Regions from separate parts of the Homo sapiens genome. Here region 1 is linked to region 2. A link is an interaction called in ENCODE POLR2A ChIA-PET data of the cell type or tissue named here. Cell type or tissue: MCF 10A. All regions are shown on one strand. Links, peaks and the distances in the headings refer to the core of each region. The heading gives the core; the rest is flanking DNA. Region 1 overlaps BBOX1 (gamma-butyrobetaine hydroxylase 1). Region 2 has its middle 46 kb from the start of FIBIN.

Evidence for each region. Peaks named below come from ENCODE experiments on the same cell type or tissue, not always from the same donor. Only the 100,000 strongest peaks of a DNase experiment are listed, where the experiment ranks them.
Region 1: POLR2A ChIA-PET joins it to region 2 with 9 read pairs; 3 of 35 experiments call an interaction of 5 or more read pairs at or near these places.

Annotation. Positions count from the first base shown.
Region 1 is chr11:27,084,295-27,095,931 of GRCh38, reverse strand. It overlaps BBOX1 (gamma-butyrobetaine hydroxylase 1), which reads right to left. Exons shown (of 9, transcript NM_003986.3): 5 at 2,566-2,764. The region is part of intron 3 of BBOX1-AS1 (BBOX1 antisense RNA 1); the gene reads left to right. Among named protein-coding and RNA genes, the nearest start is that of BBOX1, 49 kb to the right of the region's middle. In MCF 10A, for the core only: no CTCF peak of the experiment used is centred there; a DNase peak (open chromatin) is centred at 7,431.
Region 2 is chr11:26,941,900-26,953,536 of GRCh38, reverse strand. No RefSeq gene overlaps it. Among named protein-coding and RNA genes, the nearest start is that of FIBIN, 46 kb to the left of the region's middle. RefSeq lists an enhancer at 3,238-3,738. In MCF 10A, for the core only: no CTCF peak of the experiment used is centred there; DNase peaks (open chromatin) are centred at 5,446 and 5,876.

The DNA.
Region 1 (11,637 bases), core at 4,424-9,423, 140 kb before region 2:
AAGCAGCTTAGGTTGAAAACCACTGTTCTAAGTATTCTTTCTTCTTTTAAATCTACGTTACCCAGACTTCAGTATCACTTTTGCACATTACTATGCAGAGAAATGGAAAAAGGGGACAATGTTAGAGAAAATATTTATTTTTCTTATTCTCTGAATATCAACAAAAACAAAAAAGCAAATAAAACAACAATAACAAAAACAACAAAACTGTTCTGTCAGTTCTTGAGGTAGAGAATTAAAAATTGTCAAAAAATATGTAGAGAGATCTTGATAACCAGTGGTAGAAGTAAGGGGTAAGCTGGAAAGAAAGGCGTTTTCTGGCATGCACATAATTTGAGAGATTCAGGTAAGAAATGTGATAATCTAAGGAAGGTGAGATGGGTAGGTTAACTTATCTGGTTAGGTGGCAAGGCCCATAAGGGACATGGAATGGTAGTAGGAGTTCTGATTTGTTTTGACAACAGACCTTTAGTATTTATTCCAATAATTTCACAATATTAGATCAGTGGCCAAATTATTAAGCCCTTTTATAGGACCTGCAAAAACAAAACAACACACGTAATAAATCAAGCTTAGATTGTGACCCCTAGTGTGATGGTTTTGCAGGGTAGTTTAGAGAACTCCAACAAAGATCCCCAAATTTGGCCACTCTTATGAAATTGTGAAATGCCTTGGAACAGATACAAAAAGTTTGTTGTCAGCAAATAAAAACTAAGTAAAACGACTTAGAAGAGATTTGTTTCAAAGTGTCCTGTTTAACACCAGTGGCTAAAAGCTCTTCTTTTCCATGTGCTTTCTTCATATTATTGACAGCAAGGTAGAGCAGAAAGTCCATAGATAGGACAGACTCTGGTTCCTTTATTACTATCTGTGGGCACTTGGGTTACAGATTAATTCTCTGCGCTTCAGTTTCCTTATCAGTGAACTGAAGGATAATATTTATTTCAGAAAGTTGTTGTGACAATTAAATGAACAATACATAATACAGTTAAGGCTCTTAATAATTTTGAGACTTTTCCCCCTCTTTCCTTTGTCTGTTGTTGTTGCTGTAATCTCTAGGGCAGCTCAAATTCTTGCAGGTGTAAGGGAGATACAAATTTTATACAACACAAATCCACTAATGGTAAATGTAAGTTTCGGAGTCAGAGTAGGTGCTGTGTTGTCTAAGTCTAAACATGGCAGAGATGGCAGAGTCTTTCAGTGATTGAATATTTTTGGTCTCCTGTTTATCTACAGACCAAGTCTTACTCTAGTTTAGGGGTGGCAAACGTAAAGAGTAGCAGGGCCCTTGCAGGTCTGGAGAGCGTGGAGGATTCTGGCAAACTGGAGAGTGAGTCTACCTCTCTTCAAGGGCAGCCTCTACTTGTATCCAGTAGATTGTTGGCATGCAAGGATTTAGGCTCTGTTGTTGCTAGATATGATTTTTCAAGAAAAGTCAGGTCCACATGTAATGTAAAATCTCCCAGTTTTCAAGTGGTAACGACTAATTCCATTTTCTTTCAACATCATGTGGGCCAAACCAAACATCTGAATACAGCTCGTGTGCTTCCAGTTGTAACCTTTGGAGTTGGAAGGTCCCTTTCACTTTCAATGCTCTCTACTCTATGAGCCCAAGAATAATTGCATTAATCCCACATAAGGGACTCACTCTAAAGAAATACAGTTATACTCCCACATCTACATAAGTGTTTCCTGTTGTTAGTGTTTAACCATCCATAATTAATGTTACCTCCCAGGAAATTCTTATGCAAACAGCCTCTTGTTCCAAAGTTAAAATCAATTATATCTCCCTGTTACTTACTAAACCACATAGGCCTAATTTTATGAATGTTAGTTTTATCTTTTAAACATGTCTGTGACTGATTTTAATTTCTCAGGGCCCAACTTTATTTTCAGCCAACTCTTGGGAGGTAAAAGTTTAATGAACTTTAACATAAAGTTTAATATGTTGTAAAGTCTTGGAGAAACACAGTCTTTCATCTCACCTGTTACGGAATAAATTATGTCCCCCCAAATTCATATGTTGAAGCCCTAACCCCCAATGCTTGGAGATGGAGCCCTGGGCCCTAAGCTAATAGGACTGGTGTCCATATCAGAAGAAGAAGAGACAGCAGGAGTGTGCTATGCACAGAAGAAAGGCTATGCGAGGACACAGTGAGAAGGCAGTCATCTGCATGCCACAAGACATAAGCCTCATCAGAAACCAACCCTGCCAGAACCTTGATCTTAGACTTCCAGTTTCCAGAACTGTAAAAAAACAAATAAATAATTTTCTGCTGTTTAAGTTATCTGATCTGTGATATTTCGTTATGGCAGCCCAAGCAGATTATATACACCACCTATAACTAGCCTGATGTCTTTGGTGCCTGGTGTCTTTGGGCTTTTGGTCTCTTAAAAAATTATCATTCTCAGCAAAATACTACTTTTAGACTCTTCTTTTTATCTGACTTCCTACTCAAGACATTATGAGAATTTCTGTATCTTCAATCAAGGCGGTCGTCCTCAGTTGGGAACTATTTCAAACCTTATCTGTGATGGCAGAATACAAACCATTTGGTGACTCACCCATAAAATGTGAGATAGAGGAAACCCATCCTTTTCCCAAGTTTTGAAACTTCTCCTGGTTTGTCAGATGCTCCGGTGAGTCTTACTATGCCTACTTTCTTGAGGGTGGAGAGCCACTTGTATGCGTGTTCATCATATCTTAAAACATCTTCAAAATCCAAAGTGGGTAGCTGGAGCTCTGAGCCCCAGTATTGGCATTCTGTGAATTGATAAAATGAAGAAATCAGATGGGATTACATTCTTTTTACATAAGACGATAACCTCAGAGAAGGGGCTAGTTCATTAAAGTTGATTGTTGATTTATAATGGACTTTATTAAATGTTATTCATATTAGAAATGCCCAAGTCACTAGGCCTTTCTTCCTTGGCACCACACCAGTCTGTTATATGCCTCCTGCTTATAACTGTGTCTGGCCCATAGCAGGTATTCAATATGCCCCATTTGTTAAGGGAATATTGTTTAGCTGATGAATGACTCTTGATCTGTATGTTCTTAGGGCTTCTCTTCATGGACACTGCTTAGAAATAACTCTGAGATACTGTATGTGTTAACAGCCAAGTTATATTGCTCAACTCCAAATAGATGATAAAATCAAAATGGTAGATTAGAACAGCATATGTCTACTCTTGGGAGCTGGGGGTTGAGGAGAGCTTTGATATGGTAGGTACAGCTCTTCTTTCCTCTTATTTCACCTGTTAAGAAGCAACCTCTGGGATCAAGTGATCCTTTGGGGTCAGCAAGAAAAGATGAAGGTATATTCCTGGAATGCATAGACCTTTTAGTGGGAGCGCCACACAGATAAGGTCAAATGCTTTCCGTTAGCTCTCTCATTCTTCATGATTAAATGCTCATAAAAATGCTTAATTGAGAAAACAGAAAGAAAAATGTAAAAAATAATTGGCTTGCAAACCGGGCTCTCCCAAAGGAAGTGGAACACAGAGGAAATGCAAATTTGCCAAGGAAACTAAAACAGATATTACCAACTGAATTCAGGAAAAGCCTGACTCTAGCTGATCCGTTTGATTTCTTCCTTCCTTGGTAAGAAAATTGCCCTAGGAAGGTAAGCCTTCCTAAAAAGTGACAGAATGAGAACTTGCGATCTCAATATCATTGTGAGCAATGCTCTTCTTTTCTAGCTGGGGAATGTGTCATTTTATAGAAACAAAATAAAGCCCCCTGTTTAAGAATGAAGAATGGTGCCTCTTGTAGTAGTTGTGGACTGGAAACCATTGCTTCTTTGATGTCAGCATAGCTGTTTCTGCAGAAATAGGAATTTTTGTAGGCGTCAGATAGTGGCTTTAGTAGTAAAAAGATACATGCAGGTGCACGGAGCCACTTCTTGCTCTTCCACCAGCTAGTTGCATAAGGACATTGGCATAGGTTAGTAGGTGTGTGTATGTATGAAAGCCTAATTAGGCTATAAATGCATATATTGTCAAAGTTTCTGGGTTATTAAGCACAGCAGTTTGCATAATGAGCCAGAATTTCCAGGACGAAAATTGCTAAGTGTAAATTAGGCCTCCCTAGAGCTGCATTAATTATTTTTTACTATGCTAATATTCGTTAGTACTGAACACATTCCACAGGCCTCGGTGACTTACTGTATCATCTCTGAAAGTTGAGGTGATATCCAGCCACTGGTTCTGAATCCCTAATTTTAACTCTTTTCTCTCTGTGAGGAGTAACCAGAACTGAAAGAACTACAGTCTTTCCAGTTCTTTAAGCATTGCTTTTCAAGTGCTTCTGATATTTGAGAAAACCTTAGAATTTAATATTAACCAAGTCACTTTGGCAAAGAGAAACAGGTCAGCACATGGGCCATGTTTTATTAGACCAGAGCAAGTTGGTTAAATCAATAACAGACAATGAGGCATGAAGGTTTCAGGATGATTATACATTTTGGGGGAGGGAGGAAGGATGGTTTGATACAGTTTATTGGTATTTCTTGATTATATGAGCTACCCAATCAATAGTCATTTGTTGGTTTATCTTTTCAATAAGGCTAATATTTTATCATGTCACAAGGCATGGTGATATGCAGTAGGTTTTGAAGAGTTCACAGTCTATAGGAGAATTTGACATGGAAGGTGGCAATTAAAACAAAATATAATCACTGCTATAGTTGAGATATGTTCAGGATACCAAGAAGTTGTCTGTTGCAGGAAGTCAGGGACCCTGAATGGAGGGACTGGCTGAAGCTGCGGCAGAGGAACATAAATTGTGAAGATTTCATGGACATTTATCAGTTCCCAAATAATACTTTTATAATTTCTTATGCCTGCCTTTACTTTAATCTCTTAATCCTGCTATCTTCATAAGCTGAGGATATACATCACCTCAGGGCCACTGTGATAATTGTGTTAACTGTATAAATTGATTGTAAAACAGAAGACAACCATAAGGTCTGACTGCCTGCGGGGTTGGGCAAAAAGAGCCATGTTTTTCTTCTTGCAGAGAGCCTATAAATGGACGTGCAAGTAGGGAAGAGATCGCTAAATTCTTTTCCTAGCAAGGAATATTAATATTAATACCCTGGGAAAGGAATGCATTCCTGGGGGAGGTCTATAAACGGCTGCTCTGGGAATGTCTGTTTTATGTGTTTGAGATAAGGACTGAGATATGCCCTGGTCTCCTGAAGTACCCTCAGGCTTACTAGTGTGGGGAAAAACTCTGCCCTGGTAAATTTGTGGTCAGACTGGCTCTCTGCTCTCAAACCCTGTTTTCTGTTGTTTAAGATGTTTATCCAGACAATACGTGCACCGCTGAAAATAGACCCTTATCAGTAGTTCTGCTTTTGCCCTTTGCCTTGTGATCTTTGTTAAACCCTTACCAGTAGTTCTGCTTTTGCCCTTTGTCCTATTCCCTCAGAAGCATGTGATCTTTGTTAGACCCTTACTAGTAGTTCTGCTTTTTGCCCTTTGAAGCATGTGATCTTTGTACCTACTCCCTGTTCTTACACCCCCACCCTTTTTGAAACCCTTAATAAAAACTTGCTGGTCTGAGACTCAGGCTGGCATCATGGTCCTACTGATATGCGATGTCACCCCCAGCAGCCCAGCTGTAAAGTTCCTCTCTTTGTACCGTCTCTCTATTTCTCAGCCAGCTGACACTTATGGAAAATAGAAAGAACCTACGTTGAAATATTGGGGGCAGTTTCCCCCAATAGGTATTCAATTTTCCGATCCCTTGTCTAGTGTTCTTTCTTGATGCCCAGCTACTCTTTCATGTTCGTGAAGTTCCCCAGGGCAGTCCCTCATACTTAAACTATTTCCAAAAGAAAACGGGATTGATTTCATATGGTAAGAGCCTCTTCTCAGAGAGGCAATAGATGTGGCTTTGTTTTGAATATTGGATTATGTGATTGTTTGCTTTGCCACTCCCATTTGCTCATTGTGTTTACAGTCCTCTGATTGTAATATCTGATACCAATTAAAAAGGTTGGCAGGAAGAGGATGATAAATGTTATACAAATTACATACTGACTGCCTAACTAGAAAGGTCATTTGGGTTTTAGTGAGAAGAAAAATTTACTGGCCAAAACATCAGTGTTAAGGGCATGAATAACAAATCACCATTTCCTCTTTCCAAAGCTCACACCTAAGTGGACCATGTCCAGAACATTAAAAGATTTATTGAAAACAGCTTTAAGCTTGTTAGAAATCAGGGGCTCATGGAGTATTAGAAGTGGATGGGATGTTAAAGACTCACTTGGCATTTTCATATTGATTTTTCGATTTCCCATCACCATTTGTTCTTATCACTGAATAAAACGTTTGCCTAAATAGCAGCTGAAAATTCTAGTTTTCTGGCACTGTGGTAATTGGTCCAAAAATGTATTTTCTATTCCTATGTAGACTGTTGTATGGAATTAGGTATTGTCTACATGATTATCTATAGTAAATGTGTTGCCTTTACTACAGCTGTTTAAGTAATTTATATATGAGCATTTATTAAGATTTTAAGAAAAATGTATTGTTTCCTATTGAGAGTAAAGCAGCCTAGAGAGATGATAGTGGTACAGACTATAGTACTGTCCAATAGGGCTTTCTGCAATAATGGAAATATTCCATATCTGTGCTGTCCAATATCATAGCTACTAGAAACACATGGTTATTGAGATTTGACATCTGGCTGGCGAAACAGAGGCACTAAAGTGTTTATTTAATTTTAATTAATTTAAATAAATAGCCATATGTATGTGACTGGTACTGCACTAGATAGGTCATGCATGAAGAAAAGAGCATGGAGGCAAGAGACTTGGGTTTGAATCATTGTCCAGCCTCTTACCAGGTGCTATCATTTCTTGGCTTCTTCTCTGTGTCTCACTCTTTTATAAAATAGAGACAGTTATGCTTACTCTGCAGATCTTTTATGACCATGTAATAATATTATGAAAGGAGTTTGGTACAGTACATGGCACATAGAAGATCCATAGTATCAATAATAATAGCTAATATTTGCTGAATAGGTCAGGCACAGTGCTAGTACCTTATTTCTTTTAATCTCCACAGCAAATATATGTAACAGATGTTTTCAGTGTTGCTGTGTTATAGAGAAGGGAACAGAGTTCCAAGTCATGCAGCTAATGATTTATAAGACTACTTAGTCAAATCCAAGTGACTGATTCAAAAATCTATAATTTTAACAACTGCATATAAAATAAACACTTGATGCCTTGAAGTACTATCATCATGGGTATTTTTATGTCCTGTGTCTGAATATCCATAGCTTAGTCTGTCCCTCATAAAGGAAATCTACTAGATAAAAATGAAAGCAGAGCAAGTTACAATTAGGAACATTTTGTCTGAACTTGTTCAAGCATGGGTGTTTAAAGATAAACCTTGGCTCCTAGTCAGAATTTTAAATGCAGGAAAAGCACTATGAGCAGGTTTCATTGCACAACACTGAAACAACATTGCTATTCACCTTTGGTGAAATGAACCAAGGCTTTGCACACTGAAAAATCAGCTAGCTTCTCTTCTTTAGTATGTGCCACTATATTTCAGTGATCCATGCCTTTTTGGTTTTACTTAAGGTCATTATCACTTTCCAGAGAGTTTCAGTGACCATGTGGCAGGGAAATATAATACACAGTGATTGAAAAATCATTTTCACAAGATGAATTTTCTTTAAACGTTGAGTTTATATTTTGACTACATTGTTCATTCAAGAAGTGAAGCATCTGATTAGGGCACACACTACATACTTCCATAGCATGTTTCGATGAATTTTTGTTTCTATATGAGCTTTTTTTTCCATTATAAAATAGCACCCACACACACTCACCTATAATATACTTTGTTTTAAAAATACAGAAAGATTTATATTCTTTAAAAAATATATTATCTTTTAGATGTGTAAAGTTAACCATATTCACACAAAGAGACTCTAGGATAATGCACAGCTGTCAATACAATAGGCAGCATAGTCTGTAGTATAAATAATTATGATTTTACAGGACTTTACCATCACAGTGTGGTTATAATGGTTTTTCAGTTCTTCAAAATGTATACTTTTTCAACCATAGCTCTCTGTTGGAGTGCTCTAGTTAGGAGTTTTGCTGAAATCAGAGACTAAGGGCCATAGCCCATTAGAACCTGTGTACCAATATGAGCCTCTCCTAAATTTGATTATGCTAAATATGACTTTCACAGACGCTGCTGTGACTAACCAGTTTTCAAATTCTTCATAGTGGCCTGAATGCAAAATGCTTTAATTTTCAGGGATATAGACATACCCTTGGAGTTACTGCGGGTTGGGTTCCAGACTGCCACAACAAAGTGAATAGCTAAAGAAAGTGAGTCATGCAGAATTTTTGGTTTCCTAATGCATATAAAATTTATGTTTACATTATACTGTAGTCTGTAAGTATGAAACAGCACTACATCTGAAAAATATGTATACCTTAATTAAAAAATGCTTTATTGCTAAAAATTGCTAATGATCATCTTAGTCTTCTGTGAGTCATAATCTTTTTGCTGGTGGAGGGTCTTGCCTCAAAGTTGATGGTTGCTGACTGATCAGAGTGGAAGTTGGTGAGGGCTGGGGTGGCTGTGGCAGTTTCTTAAGACAACAGTGAAGTCTGCTCCATTATTAATTCTTTCTTTCACAAAGTATTTCTTTGTAGTATGTGATGCTGTTTGATAGCATTTTTCCACAGTGGAACTTCTTTCAAAATTTGGGTAAATCTTCTCAGTCTCTGCCACTACTTTATAAACAGCATTTATGTAGTATTCTAAATCCTTCGTTTTCATTTCAACAATGTCCACATCATCTTCACCAGGAGTAGATTCCATCTCAAGAAACCACTTTCTTTGCCCATTCAAAAGAATCAACTCCTCATTCATTCAAGTTTTATTATGAGATTGTAGCAATTTAGTTACATCTTCAGGCTCTACTTCTAATTCTAGTTCTCTTGCTATTTCCACCACATCTTCAGTTACTTCCTCTGCTGAAGTCTTGAACCCCTCAAAGCCATCCATGAGGGCTGAAATCAACTTCTTCCAAACTCCTGTTAATGTTAGTATTTTTACCTCCTCCCATGAATCAAAAACGTTCATAATAGCATCTAGAATGGTGAATCCTTTCCAGAAGTTTTCCAATTTATTTTGCCCACAGCCATCAGAGGAAACACTATCTGTGGCAGCAATAACCTTATAAAATGTGTGTTTCTTAAATGATAAGACTGGAAGTCAAAATGACTCCTTGCTCCCTGGGCTGCAGAATGAATGTTGCGTTAGCAGGCATAAAAACAGCATCAATCTCCTTGTACATCTTAATAAGAGCTTTTGAATGACTAGTTACATTGTCAGTGAAAAGTAGTATTTTGAAAAGCATCTTCTCTTTCTGAGCAGTGAGTCTCAACAGCTATTGAACAAATATTCAGTAAGCCATGCTGTAAATAGACGTATGGTCATCCAGGTTTTGTTTTTCCATTGATAGAGCACAGGCAGAACAGATTCAGTATAATTCTTAATGGTCCTAGAATTTTCAGAATAGTAAATGATCATTGGTTTCAACTTAAAGTCAATAGCTGTATTGGTCCCTAACAAAAGGGTCAGTCTGTTTTTTGGAGTGTTGAAGCTAGGCATTGACCTCTCTTTTTTAGCTATGAAAATCCTGGATGGCATCTTTTCCAATATTAGGCATTTTATCTACATGGACAATCTGCTACTTAGTGTATCCACCTTCATCAATGATCTTAGCTAGATCTTCCAGATCACTTGCTGCAGCTTCTCCATCACAATTGCTACTTCACCTTGCACTTTCATGTTATAAAGAAAACTTCTTTCCTTAAACCTCATGAACCAACCTCTGCTACTGCCAGACTTTTCTTCTATAGCTTCTTTACCTCTCTCAGGCTTCACAGAATTAAACAGAGTTAGGGCCTTGCTCTGAATTAGGCTTTGGCTTAAGGAAATGTGGCTGGTTTGATCTTCTATTCAGACCCCTCAAACTTTCTCCACATCAGCAGTAAGGCTGTTTTGCTTTCTTATCATTTGTGTGTTTACTGGAGTAGCACTTTCAATTTCCTTCTGTAACTTTTCCTTTGCATTCTTCACAACTGGGCTGACAGTCTGGTGCAAGAGGCCTAGCTTTTGGCCTCCCTCAGCTTTCATGCCTTTCTCACTAAACGTAATAATTTCTAGCTCTTGATTTAAAGTGAGAGACATGCAACTCTTCCTTTCACTGAAAGACTTAGAGGTCATTGTGGGGTTATTAATTTGCCTAACTTAAATATTGTTGTCTCTCAGGGAACAGGGAGGCCCAGAGAGAGAGAGAGAGAGAGAGAGAGAGAGAGAGAGAGAGATGGGGGAATGTGGCTGGACAGTAAAGTGGTCAGAACACATACATTTATTAAATTATCTGTCATATATGAGTGCTGGTTATGGTACCCCAGAAAAATTACAGTAGTAAGCTCAAAGATCACTGATCACAGATCACTATAACAGATATGAAAATAATTAAACAGTTTGAGATACTAAGATAATTGCCAAAATGTGACACAGAGGCAAAAAGTGAGTACATGCTGTTGGAAAAATGTGCTGATAGACTTGCTTGCGTGTTGCTACAAGCCTTCAATTTGTAAAAAATGCAGTATCTGTGAAGCTCAGTAAAGTGAAGTGTAATAAAACAAAGTATGCCTGTACTAATATACCTGAAATCATACTACATTTTATTAAGTCCAGCAGGAAAATTATTCTATGATGTCTGCACAGAAATTTTAACTTTGTATGTGTTGAAAGAGTAATTTAAAAGGATTTTCTTATCTTCCCCCAACTGTAAAACATGACTATCCAGGGAACCAAAAGAAAATACATTTGACTAGAGTAAATCATTTATCAGGAGAATACATTAAAAACAAATTTAAGTTTCACACTTGGGTCTGGGTACATAAACATTACGAAAAATGATGGAATATTTAAGATATGAACCACCCTTCCTAATTTAACTTATGGTCTTACTAATAAATACTTCCTTGAACATGTGCTTCACACATCATAAAATTTATGAACAGGCTACATGCTGGTTTTCAAGGAACCATTTGCACAAGGTTTCCTTTTCAGGGTTAAGCATCACATTCCTGGATCCTGAGCTGTATTTCAAAAAAGGAAAAGACACAAAGAAGCTCTTTAGTTAAAGATTCATGAGCACAGCATGCTGGGTTGCAATGTGTTATTTCAAGAGTTTAGGACCTTCTGTCCACCTGCACTGAACTGAGCTGTTGGCTCTGAAATAGCTTATTGAATATGCAGGGGATCAGCCAATCTCTTACTGTCTCTTCCTGTAAATACCTTCTAGGGGCCCTGACAAAAACAAAGTCTGACCTGTCCTAGAGGAAAGGCAGCTTAGTGGAAAACAGAGCTTTGATTTTCTTCTCGTGCACTATGGAGATCCTGCCCTCTTCAGATTTTTTTTTTAACATGTAGAAAGAATTCTACATGTCTTTCAAGATTCTGATCACTTCTTTTATGTTGAGATTTTCCTGAAGCTGACCCTGTGATGAAGATTTGAATGCAAGAAATTTATTGAGGCAGTCTATCCAGAAACACTCATAGAAGATGGGGAAT
Region 2 (11,637 bases), core at 3,952-8,951:
ATATACAGACAAGATATCGAATAAATTGGGGCAAGAGTCACATGTGACTTCAGGAGGAGGCCATAATGGTCAGATTCCCAGTGCTCACCATTAGTCATTCATCCTTTTGTGGTCCAAGAATTGGAGTTGTTTAAAATGTCATATACTGGCTGGGCGCGGTGGCTCACACCTGTAATCCCAGCACTTTGGGAGGCCGAGGCAGGTGGATCATGAGGTCAGGAGATCCAGACCATCCTGTCTAAGACAGTGAAACCCCGTCTCTACTAAAAAATAGAAAAAATTAGCTGGGTGTGGTGGCGGGCGCCTGTAATCCCAGCTACCCAGGAGGCTAAGGCAGGAGAATGGCGTGAACCCAGGAGGCAGAGCTTGCAGTGAGCCGAGATCATGCCACTGCACTCCAGCCTGAGCAACAGAGCGAGACTCCGTCTCAAAAACAAAAAAAGTCATATACTGCATGAGCAGGATAACCTACTGATATAACAGAGAGTAAGTAGAAGGGCCATGAGGCCACACAGATAAAGGAGTTTTGTTTTTGTCAAGGGGAAAGGAGGAGTATTAATATTAGACATTAATAGCTGACACTTAGTCTTACTATGTGCCAGCAACTACTCTAAGAACTTTACATGTATCATCTCATTGAATCTTCTCATAATTCCTGTATTATCTTGAGAATGAGAACCTTTTACAGAAAGAGGAATTACAGTTGCAGGTCAAGGAAGGGTCTTTATCGTGGAAGGCAGAGCAAGAGGTAGAAGTTGAGCTGTCTCTGGAGAAAACATTCATGGGAGTATCCCACCCAGAGGGCATGTATCTTGGACTGGAATCTGAGGCACATGGAAATTTTGAGTATCTTAAAAGGACAAGTTGGAAGAGATGATGGGCACAGGAAGGTGGGGTGGAAAATTAACTTTTTCTGAAACTTATGTAACTTTATTTACAAGTTTGGCCCTCAACAGTTTGATACGTGGTCTATCCTCAGATTTTGACTTCCTTAGAAAAATAACCTCTTTCTTTCACATGGACAGAAGGGGACGAAAAATGATAGTCACTGCTAATTTTTTTAAAAAAATGTACTAAGTGCTGGGATCTGTTTCAAGCACTTAGCATACATTATTTCATTTACTCCAAGTAACAGCTGTATAAGGAATGAGCTACTATCATCTCTATTTACAGATGAGGAAATGGAGATTTAGCATGGTGAAGTAACTTATCTAAGGGTCACATCTCTAAATTAGGTATTTGAACCAACATTAAAAACCAGAGCAGTCTGATTCCAGAGCCTACAGTCTCAACCCCAAAAAGAGGAAAGTGTTAGATTATAACTCAAGGCGAAACATTTCTGTTAGGGTGGAAAAATAAAAAAAGTAAATTGCAGCAAGATGTGTCTTTTCAAAATTAAAATATAGTTTAAGCAGTTAAAGATTTTTTGCTGCGAGGCATTACAGACCACTGATAAATGTGTGCTGTCTCAGGCGGAGATTGGAAACAATGCAGCGGTAGCTTTTAGCCATCAGCCTGCGGTTTGCTGCAGCTGTGATTTTCCATGGATGCAGTTTTGGGCTATCTTGTCACTGGCTTTTTGGTGCCAGAGGCTTCAGAATGCTGAAGTTTTTCTCCTTTTTTATTTTTATTTTCTGCAGACTTGACTATGCCTGTATCACCTAAAATTATTACCAGTCATGAGCCCTTTGTCATACTAATGTCTTGCTCCCAGTGCTATTTTTTCTTATTTTAATTTCCTTGTTGTTCCCCAATGTGATTTTTACTCTGAGGCGGGGAAAAAAAACAGTCTGTCTTTTGATGACTTTGTTAGTTTTTCATTGGAAGAAACCTGCAAAAATGCTTTTCAAAACATTTTAAATGGCAGCAAACAGTCTGGGAGGTGTTTAAATGTAATGGAAAAATAAAGGATTCATGAGGAAAGGATTTTCAGAGAACGTGGACAGAAAAAAAGTAAAAGCTGTTTAAAACACAACTTTATCTACCAAAATGACCCATCTAGTGTCTTTACATGTGGCTTTTCTTTCACAGGTGCTCAGGCTCCAAAATTTTGAGTTCAGAACAACAGGCAAATGCAGAATATTTGAGGCAGCAGAGCAGAGCACTGGCTTTAGCAGGCAGTCAATTATTGACATTTACTAGCTGGGAACCTTGGGCAAGGTTCTGTGATTTACCTCTGCCGGTCTCAGTTTTCTCTTTTGTGAATTGACAATAATGATAATAATTAACTCATAGTTGTTATGAAGACTAAATTTTATATATATATATATATATATATATCTGGCTATTTGCCAAGTGCTTGGTACATATTAAAAGCTGAATACTGGTGGATATTTCCATTATTTTATAAGTATCTTTTCTTCTCCTGCATTGATGTTAAAATGACATCAGTAAAAGTGTGTTGGTATTGATTCTGGAAAACTTCTGGCTTCATCTAGTTCAATCTTCACCAGAGCAAAGAATCCTGCTTTTCTCCCAGAGAAATCCACAATGTACTCATTAGTGCCATCCGTGGGCACCTTACTTTCTCTCCTGATTGTTGGAAAACTGGCTCAGACTCTTAGAAAGTTCCTATTCTCAGTACTGGTTTCTAGTAATTTCTACTCATTGGCCTCAGTTCTGTTCCCTGGGGCCACCTAGGAGGGATTTGGTCTCTTTTCCACATGCCCCAAATAAGTGAAAGTATCTGAACAAGTTACTTAACTACTCTGGGCCTGGGTTTACTCATATGTAAAGTGCAGACTAGTGTTTCGCCCTCATGGTGGTATCCTGAGGATTAAAAATATATAGACGTCTGAAGATAGCCTAGCTATAGCAGGTGCTCAATAAGGTGCTCAATAGCAGTCGCTGTAATGTGCTGGCCTTAGTTTAAGAGCCTCTGCAGATTCTGTGAGTGTTTGTCTATGTGGCTGATGACTCTCAATGAAGATTGCCCAATGTCAAATGTTTTCCTGCAGGCCACAGAAGGGATGTTTGGATTTCGATTAATCCACATGGCAGCTCTCCATGGTGGGGGCTGTGTCTTTTTGGTACTCTATTACTTGGCCAAACAGCCCCACTGTGAGGAAGTTTCTTGCTGCCTTGTGTCGCTGGCTTTCATGACCTGGCGGTGGCTTGCCTCACTTTGTACTTCCCATGCCAGTGCTTCCCTGTTGCCCCTGAGGCTCAACAGACCTTGAGAGGTGCCCACATTGGTGCCTTGGTTTACTCAGCCAGGCCAGCAAGACTGCCAGTTGCAGGCTGCAGATGAGGCTCACGGGCACCTATGGGCTCACCCCTCATGCCGTGACTTGTGCCGTGGATGTCACTGCTGCTGCCTCAGGTTCTGGCTTCCCCAGGTGGAAAGGTGCAATTCTGAGATGAGGTGGACTCAATATCCTGTGAACACTTTGAGTAACAGGAGCTCAGAGCTGGGCTTTCTTTTTGCTCCCTGACAGCTCTAGAGTGCAGTAGTTTCAGGCAGTTCTCTCAAGATGCCCTGTGGGACTGAGCATTCAGCAGTGCTTGCTATGAGCATGCTATTGAGCCTTTCCATGACTCATTCCTCCCTTTATTTTACTTCTGTTTTCAGGGATTTCAGTCTCAATAATTTGGGGGGCGTTAGCATATAGCCTTTGTCTCAATCTCTGTGTTCTTGGGAATTCTGGTAAAGATGGGTAACTAGTATTACTATTGCCACTGCTCTTCCTCTTACTCAGATTTCATTTCTTTGGGTTCACCAACCATTGCTTTCATGGCTGATTATCAGCTCTTCACTCCCCTACTCACAAAACAAAGCTTATTTCTCTATTTTGTGAGTCAACATCTTTGGCCCAGTACTTCCCTTCTTTTATTGCCACTGCCAGAGTTTCTCCCTTAATTCTTACTATTTGCTTTCAGATCTCATCTGGTAATTTGATCTAAGGTAATATGACAACAAGTGCAAGTGACTTGACACATCACCTATTGGAGATACTATATTTGAATATTCATAGAAGTTTTCTGAAAAAAGAGCCCCAACTTAACTAGAAACCATGGGTTGGCAAACTTTTCTTGCAAAAGGCTAGGGATTAGGGGATTAAGTATTTTAGGCATTGCCAGCCATGGCCATAAGATCTCTGTTGCAGCTATTGAACTTTACAGGTGTATTGTGAAAGAAGTCATAGCAAATATGTAAATGAATGTGCACAGTGAGTTTCAGTAAACTTCATTTGCAAAAACAAGTGTTTGACCAGATTTGGCCCATAGGTTTTGACTACAGACACTTGCTCTAAACAACGGAATTACAAAAAAAAAAGTGAAGTAGAATTTTGGGAAAATGTGGGTTATTCAATATCTTTCAAATTCAGTTTCCTTAGTTTCAATTCATTTTTAATTCAATAAATGATATTGAGAAGAAAAGGTAACAAACACTTATAGAATTCCCCAATGAACCATATTCTAGGCTAGGGATTTCCATATGACACATCATTTGCTGCTCCTAGCAACCCTATAAAGTCACTGTTGTTATTCTACTTTTTGATGAGATGAATAAGCAGGTCCAGAGATAAGTGAATTGTCTCCTTGTAAAAGGCAGTGTCAAGATTCAAAAATAAGCTTACTTTAACTTGAAGATCTATATTAAAGTATTCTAATTAAGTACATACTGTATGTAAAGTTTTGTACCACTGGCTGCATAGAATACAGAGATGAATGAGATAGTTTCATTTTAGTTAGAAGCAAAATAAAATATCAGCAAAATAAAATAAGACAGGCTCTGATATCCCAACAGAACTACAAAGTACTAAGGGAGTTTAAAGGAGCTGCCTATCAGGCATGTGGGAAGCAGGAAAATCCCATAGAAAGGGTGACAATTAAGGTGGTATTTGAAGAACTAATATGATTTTGAAAGCTAGAGATAAGGAAAAAGGTTGTTTTAAGCGAAGAAAGAAAGAAAAAAAGGAACAGGAAGAAATAGTGCCTACTGAGGAAGTGTGGGTCATCAAAGAGAAGGCTTGCCTTCATAATTGGCCAAAGGCTTTGCTCAGCCCTATCCCTAAAGGCACCCTCTGAGTCTAGCTCTGTCCTGGGACTGACCATTAGTTAAGTGAAGTCATCCTTGTCTAATCTTCTCCTAGAAGGGTGTTTCATTGTGCATGATGGATGCAAAAACAGAATTCTCATCAGTAAAAACAAAAGCACACAGAATGGGAACTAATGAGTCAGAAGTTGAGTAGATATTGGATGAAGGGAAGGCAGAAAATTGTCACAGGTAGTACCAAAGCGGGAGGGCCTAAGATAATGTTCTAATTTAAAAAATGGAAGTTGAAGGCTCATTTTTAGTAGATTCTGGTTTTACTGGATTCTGCAACATAATGACCAACACTTTGCACACATGCAGAACAGCCTAAAGCTATAAAAACTATGACATGACTAAATTCATTGGTCAGCTGTCTTTTGCAATATTTATGACAATTGCAATTTAAATTCTTACTTGAGCAATCATATTTTCCCTGGACTATGAGGACAAATAAGGGCAGGAAATTTGTCTGTCCCGTTCCATGCTGTCCTTGAATTTGGCACATTGCCTTATACATTGTATGTGCTCAATAAATATTTGTCCATTGATTACTTGAATACATGGTTGGATTCAACCAGGTTACTCTACAAGTAGAGAGCTAGAGTCTGAATTTTGTAGTAACTTGTACAACCTTTCTCAGCAGAAGCAGCCTCTTTCATGGAAGTATTCCTGTAATTCACTGGAGCTTCCCACATGCTCCTCCCCGTCTTTGAAGGCTCATAGCCAGAAGGAAGTGCTCAACCACCTAGTGTAACCAAGTCTTGCATCATTCACATAGAGAGGGAGATTTTCCAAGTTCTTATTGCGGTGGAAAGATGAGGTCAAACTGTAAGGGGTCAGCAGTGCTCTTAACACTGCCTTTGTGTTGTTTTCATATAAATATTTTTACTAGGACATTTTTTGGCAAACAAGTCTAGCTCCCAGGACTGTGGAGAGCAGGGAAGCTTTGCTCACCACATGCCCATGGTATGCACTTGAGTCAACTTAGGGCCAGTGCAATTTGAAATCATGTCCTTTTTCACTTTTGTCTTGATGCCTTCTCACTGACTCAGTGTCTATCCTTTATCCTTTCTCCAAATGAGAAACATCTGGGCTAAAGTGAAGTCCATGTCCCAATTCCCCACCTCCTTCTCCTACCAAGAAAGCAGCAGCTGTTTCTGACACACTAATCCTATTACAGATGTTTTGATAATTACCAAAAAGCTCAATTTGGCAGCTTATTGGTGGAGCAGCTAAACCAGATTCACACATTTAAACATCTTCTGCCATTCACCTAAGGTAGTTCTCTTCAAAGATCTATTATATAATTTGGTTGGAGAAACTCTGAGAGGGTGCTTCTTTACTGAAATAGGTAAGTTTCTTAAAGCAAATGTAAACAATAACCTTTGATGCTTCCGCAGAGAGTGTGGTTGGTTCATCTCTCTGTTTCTCCCACTTTGCAAAGCCTAATCCATAATGTTGCCAATGACTATTGGAGGAGCAAATGGATAAATCCAACGCCATACATTGCACTTTTCCTTTTGCCATGTTTCTTTGTTCAAAATGCATTTGACCCATGTCTTTGTGCCAAAGAGCAAACCAACATAGTATTTGATAATAAGATCTTGTGATAATAAAAATGCCTTACATATTAAAGAGCTTTGCGTATTGTTGTTTTTGTCCCCAAGTACTTTCTTATCCACAACCTTATTTCATTTGTAATATCCTATAAGATAAACATAATGCATTATTTTCATTTATTGGTTATTTTCTCTCCCTTAGCTCTTGTATCCAACATAAATCAAGGCCATTGATTATAACTCTGCAATGGTCTTTGAGTCAGTTCTCTACACATTCCTACAGCATTACTAGCTTTACGGAGGCTGCCATTTTCTCTCATATAGTCCCCAGCAATTTTTTCCTAGCTGGTCTCCTAAGCTTCTGATTCTTCTGTTCACAATATTATCATTATCTTTCCAAAGCAAGGAATTGATCCTGCCCCTCTCTTTTTTCTGCTATGCTAATGACTCATCACTGCTTTCCTAGGTCAAGTCTGAATCATTTAGTGTCATGCACAAGATCTTTTGTACCTTTCTTTAGTTTCCAGATGACTCGTGGTTGTTAAGCTATGTCATGCCTCTTCATATTTCTGTGCCTTTTCTCATGTGGTACTATTTATCTGGAATGCCCTGGCCCACTCTGTATTCTTATGAAACTCCTATTTATACTTTAAGACTCAACAAAACATTCACCCTATTTGTGAATGTTGTCATGACTCAGGAAGAGTTCAGTGCTCCTTCCCTCTCTTTATGTGACACTTTACACCTTTACACAAACCTTTTTTTGGCACTCATCAAACTGTAAGAAAAGTATTTGAACAACCAGTTCCCCTACTAAACCACGAGCTTACCCTTATATCCCCCCTGACAATGGCCCAATGCATGTCACATACCAGGTACCCAATGAACTCTTATTTAATAAATAGATTTTACAAATAAGAAAGGACACTGTGAAGGAGTATCAGGGACAAGACTTTGGAAATATGTTCTAATCCTAGCTTTTCTACTAATTCATGGAAACCTCTCTGGACCCATTTTCTCACCTACAGAATGAGTGCATTGATTGGGCTATCCTTGTGGTCTCTTCTAGGACTTACTACTGTAAGAAATTCTAATAGGTTGCTCATCTTTTTAGTTACCAAAGCCAGGACCAAATTCAAGATCATCTGACTTAGGGTCTAGGATTAATTTTTCTGAAGCAAAGGTTGAAATTAAAAAGGAAGATATGTAGGAAGGCAGAAGGACCTATTGATCCCAGTGTTGGTAATATGTTGCACCAGCTGTGTGACCTCGGGGAAGGTATTGTCTCTCTGGTCCTAGTTTTTCCATTTGTATAATGAGGGCATTAAACGAAATTGCAAATATGTGGCACTATTTTCCCAACTTATTCCTTCTATGCCAAAGGCAGTCATAGCTAATCAATTACTAAACATTCCACTGAATCCATCTGCAGGGTCAGACTTCATCTCAACACGATGCTACAAGAAGCCACTTCTGTTCTTTGGAGTACTTTCAATGCCAAGAATGTACATGAGATTAAAACAAAAGAAAGCTACTGCTCTTTTTGGCACTAGATATTTTCTGAAATCTCTCTCAGTTCTGTTATATTCTAATAGATCCATGGTGGACTTTTTCTATATTTGGACTTAGTTTCTAGTCTCTGAGGGTGACCATGAGGAGGAGACCATGCACAGATCCCTGCAATGGGTGGGTTCTTTCATGATGAGCCCAGGCATAATCACCATCCTGTGAGTGACCAGTGTCTTTTATTTTTTTCAGGTCTAATGCCAATGACTCAGTCACATAAGCCAACAAGGGTATCCACATTAAATGCATCTGAGCAGAGTGAAAATCAGTCATAATTGGGGACAGATGTGGATGCAAAGTTCTCATGTGTCTTTTTTCTTCTCAGTGGACTACTGCAAAGGAAGTGTTAACTGATTTTGGCACTCTCATCTGCTTTCCAGAAGGCCTGTTTAGAAAAGCGTATGAGCACTTGGGGAATCCTTGATGCTTCTAGAAAATAGGTTACATGAGGACATTCTCTGAGTCCTAATTAAATTGATTTTCCCTTTTAGTTCCTGGAATGTAATAAGGTAAAAATAAATATTTGTGGAATGAATGAATTGTTAGGCTTCTCTCTAGCTAGCAATTCTATTGCCAAGTGCCATGTTCTCTCTAGAACGATCCCTGCTTACCTTAGCATATTATAGAATCTTCCCTCTATGAGCTGCCTTATTCCTCTGACTTTGGAAATAGCTGACTTGGAGGATAATTAGATGCTTTTACTTTGTGTCTCAGACTAGCCTCTAAGTCTCTCAGGCAGGGAAGCACCTTACTTCTCTTCATTATATTATATATGTTATAATATTTATGTTACATAGCTCTCATAAATTTATATAATAAATTATATATTATATATGTTATTATAGGTTATACTTTATACTCAACATTTAGTAACTAGATAGCTGTCAACTCTCATCCATACTCATGGAAAGATAATCTTTTAAAATGAGAGTACCAAGGAAAGAGAGGAAGGTTTATTCAAATATGGCAGAATATAAGCTTAAGCCACATAAGCAGAATCATAACCTCAAGGATATGGGGTGGGGCAGTCCCCTGGATTGATAGCATGTTATATTTAGTTCTAGCTGATATTAGCTCTGGAGAAATAGGAATAACCTGGAGTACATTCAGAGAAGAGGGACAAGGTTGGTATCTTGGTCAGCTTAGGCTACAATAACAAATACTTCAGACTGGATGGCTTAAACCAAAAGACTTATTTCTCAAAGTTTAGGAAGCTGAAAGTCTGAGATCAGGGTGCCAACATGGTTAGAGTTTCGGTGAGGGCTCCCATTCTCACATGGCCTTTCCATGGTGCATGCACACAGAGAGCAAGTTCTGATCTCTTCATCTTCTAAGGGCACTAATCTCATCACAGGGGCTACGCCTTCCTGAGTCCACCTAAACTTAATTATCTCCTAAGGCCCCATCTCTAAATGCTATCACATTGAAGATTAGGGCTTCAACAAAGGGATTTGGAGGAGACACAGACATTTAGTCTATAGCAGTGAGTGACTTGGAAAGCATGTTATGCAAGGACTGGTTCAGCGCTCTGGAGGCATTTACTCAGGGAAGAAAGGGTTTAGTGCTGGCATGATAGCTGTCTAAATTTATCTGAAAGCCTGCCTTGTAGCCACAGGATTAAGCTTATTGTGTGTACTTTCATAGGGCAGAACTAAGATTGGTGGATAGAAAATATTGGAGCGTGAAGGTAAGGGCCCTCCTGAATATGCTTCATGGCTCCCACTCACCTCTTTTGGGTGGATGTCTAAAATTACAAAATTCTCGAACTGCAGGATGCTTAGCAGATTGAAGGATGAGTATTTATTACACATGACTCAACATTATTTTTTGGATAAAATACACAGGGACTTATTGCCACATGGGGACATTTGGTGCCTATTTTCTGCTTGGAAATATTCAGCCATAAAATGAATTTGAGAAAAGAAGCACTTCCCACAGCAAATAAGCATCAGTAATTACCTAAAATCTAAACTTCGGGAATTGGGGCCTCAAATCCAGCAGATTTTTGGTACCATCTTATGAAGCATCTGAATTCATCTGGCTGATTTCTATCACCATTACTTATTCCTAATAGAGACAATGAAAGTGGGCTCTGAAGTTCATGGAATGAGTCTGAGCCTGCCTGGTTTTCTAGGAGAGATTTCTCCCTGATTTCTTCAGGTCAGTTCAGGAAGGAGATGTCTTCTTTCACCAAACCACTTGGGAGGCTGAGTTCTTACAGTTGGCATTAATCTTAGGGTTTTCAGGCACAGAACAGAGAAGTTGCTAAAATAGGCAATAAAACTGGGTGTGCTTCTCTACCCCAACATCTGTGTTTCCTTCACTGAACCATGCTTTGTACCATGCAGCCTAATTAAAAGACTTTTACACACAGCAACATACTCGGTTTTATATATCTTCTCAAGGAAAAAGGCAAAACTAGGCAATAAAGAAAAATGATCCGTGTCAACAAAAGCATATGAGCTATTTTGCAACTATTCTATTTAGACTTCCTTGTTGGTAAAACAATGCGTTCTCAAATTTTCTTCACTAACTTCCCTTCCAAGACTACGTTAATGACATAGAATAATGACTATCTGGATATAATTTTTTTAAAAAAACTTTCCATGTGTCTACTTCATGTGACATCTTGTATTTCTCATCCACACTTTACCCCTAGAAAACTGGTCTTCGATGTGTCAGTGCAATTAACAGAAATGTTTCAGCTCAGAAATCCTTTTGAGAATAATTCTTTATAATCAAACATGAACAAGCAGCGCATTTTAAAAAATGTATTTCTCTTTGGAGAGTAGCCAGACCATGACCAAATTATCTGGAACTTGGAGCATGAGAGTGAAGCCGAAAATGTAAAAATGGAAATGGAAAATGGTGTCACACACCAAAAATGGAGACCAAAGGGTGTGTCTCTATGAATTCATCTGAGCCAGACCTTTGGATAGAAAAAGAGAATGAAAAGTTAAAATAATCCCTTTTTTTTCTCATTTGACTGGCATTGATTGGTTATACCAATGATTCTTAACCTTTTTGGGGTCCTGGGCTTCTTTGAGAATTTGATGAAAACCTCAGATGTCCACCTCAGAAAAAGACTAATTCTTAAATGAGCAGTTTGAGTTATGCAGAGATCAAACAAGAACCTCAGGCCAGGGGATTAACAGGTTAGACACACTGATGTGGTTTAGCTATGTCCCCACCCAAATCTCATCTTGTAATTTCCATGTGTTGTGAGAGGGACCTGGTGGGAGGTAATTGAATTATTGGGTGGGTCTTTTCCGTGATGTTCTTGTGATAGTGAATAAGTTTCATGAGATCTGATGGTTTTTAAAAAATAGGAGTTTCCTTACACAAGCTCTCTCTTTGCCTGCTGCCATCCACATAAGATGTAACTAGCTCCTCCTTGCCTTCTGCCATGATTGTGAGGTTTCCCCACCCATATGGAATTGTGAGTTCTCCATTAAACCTCTTTTCTTTGTAAAT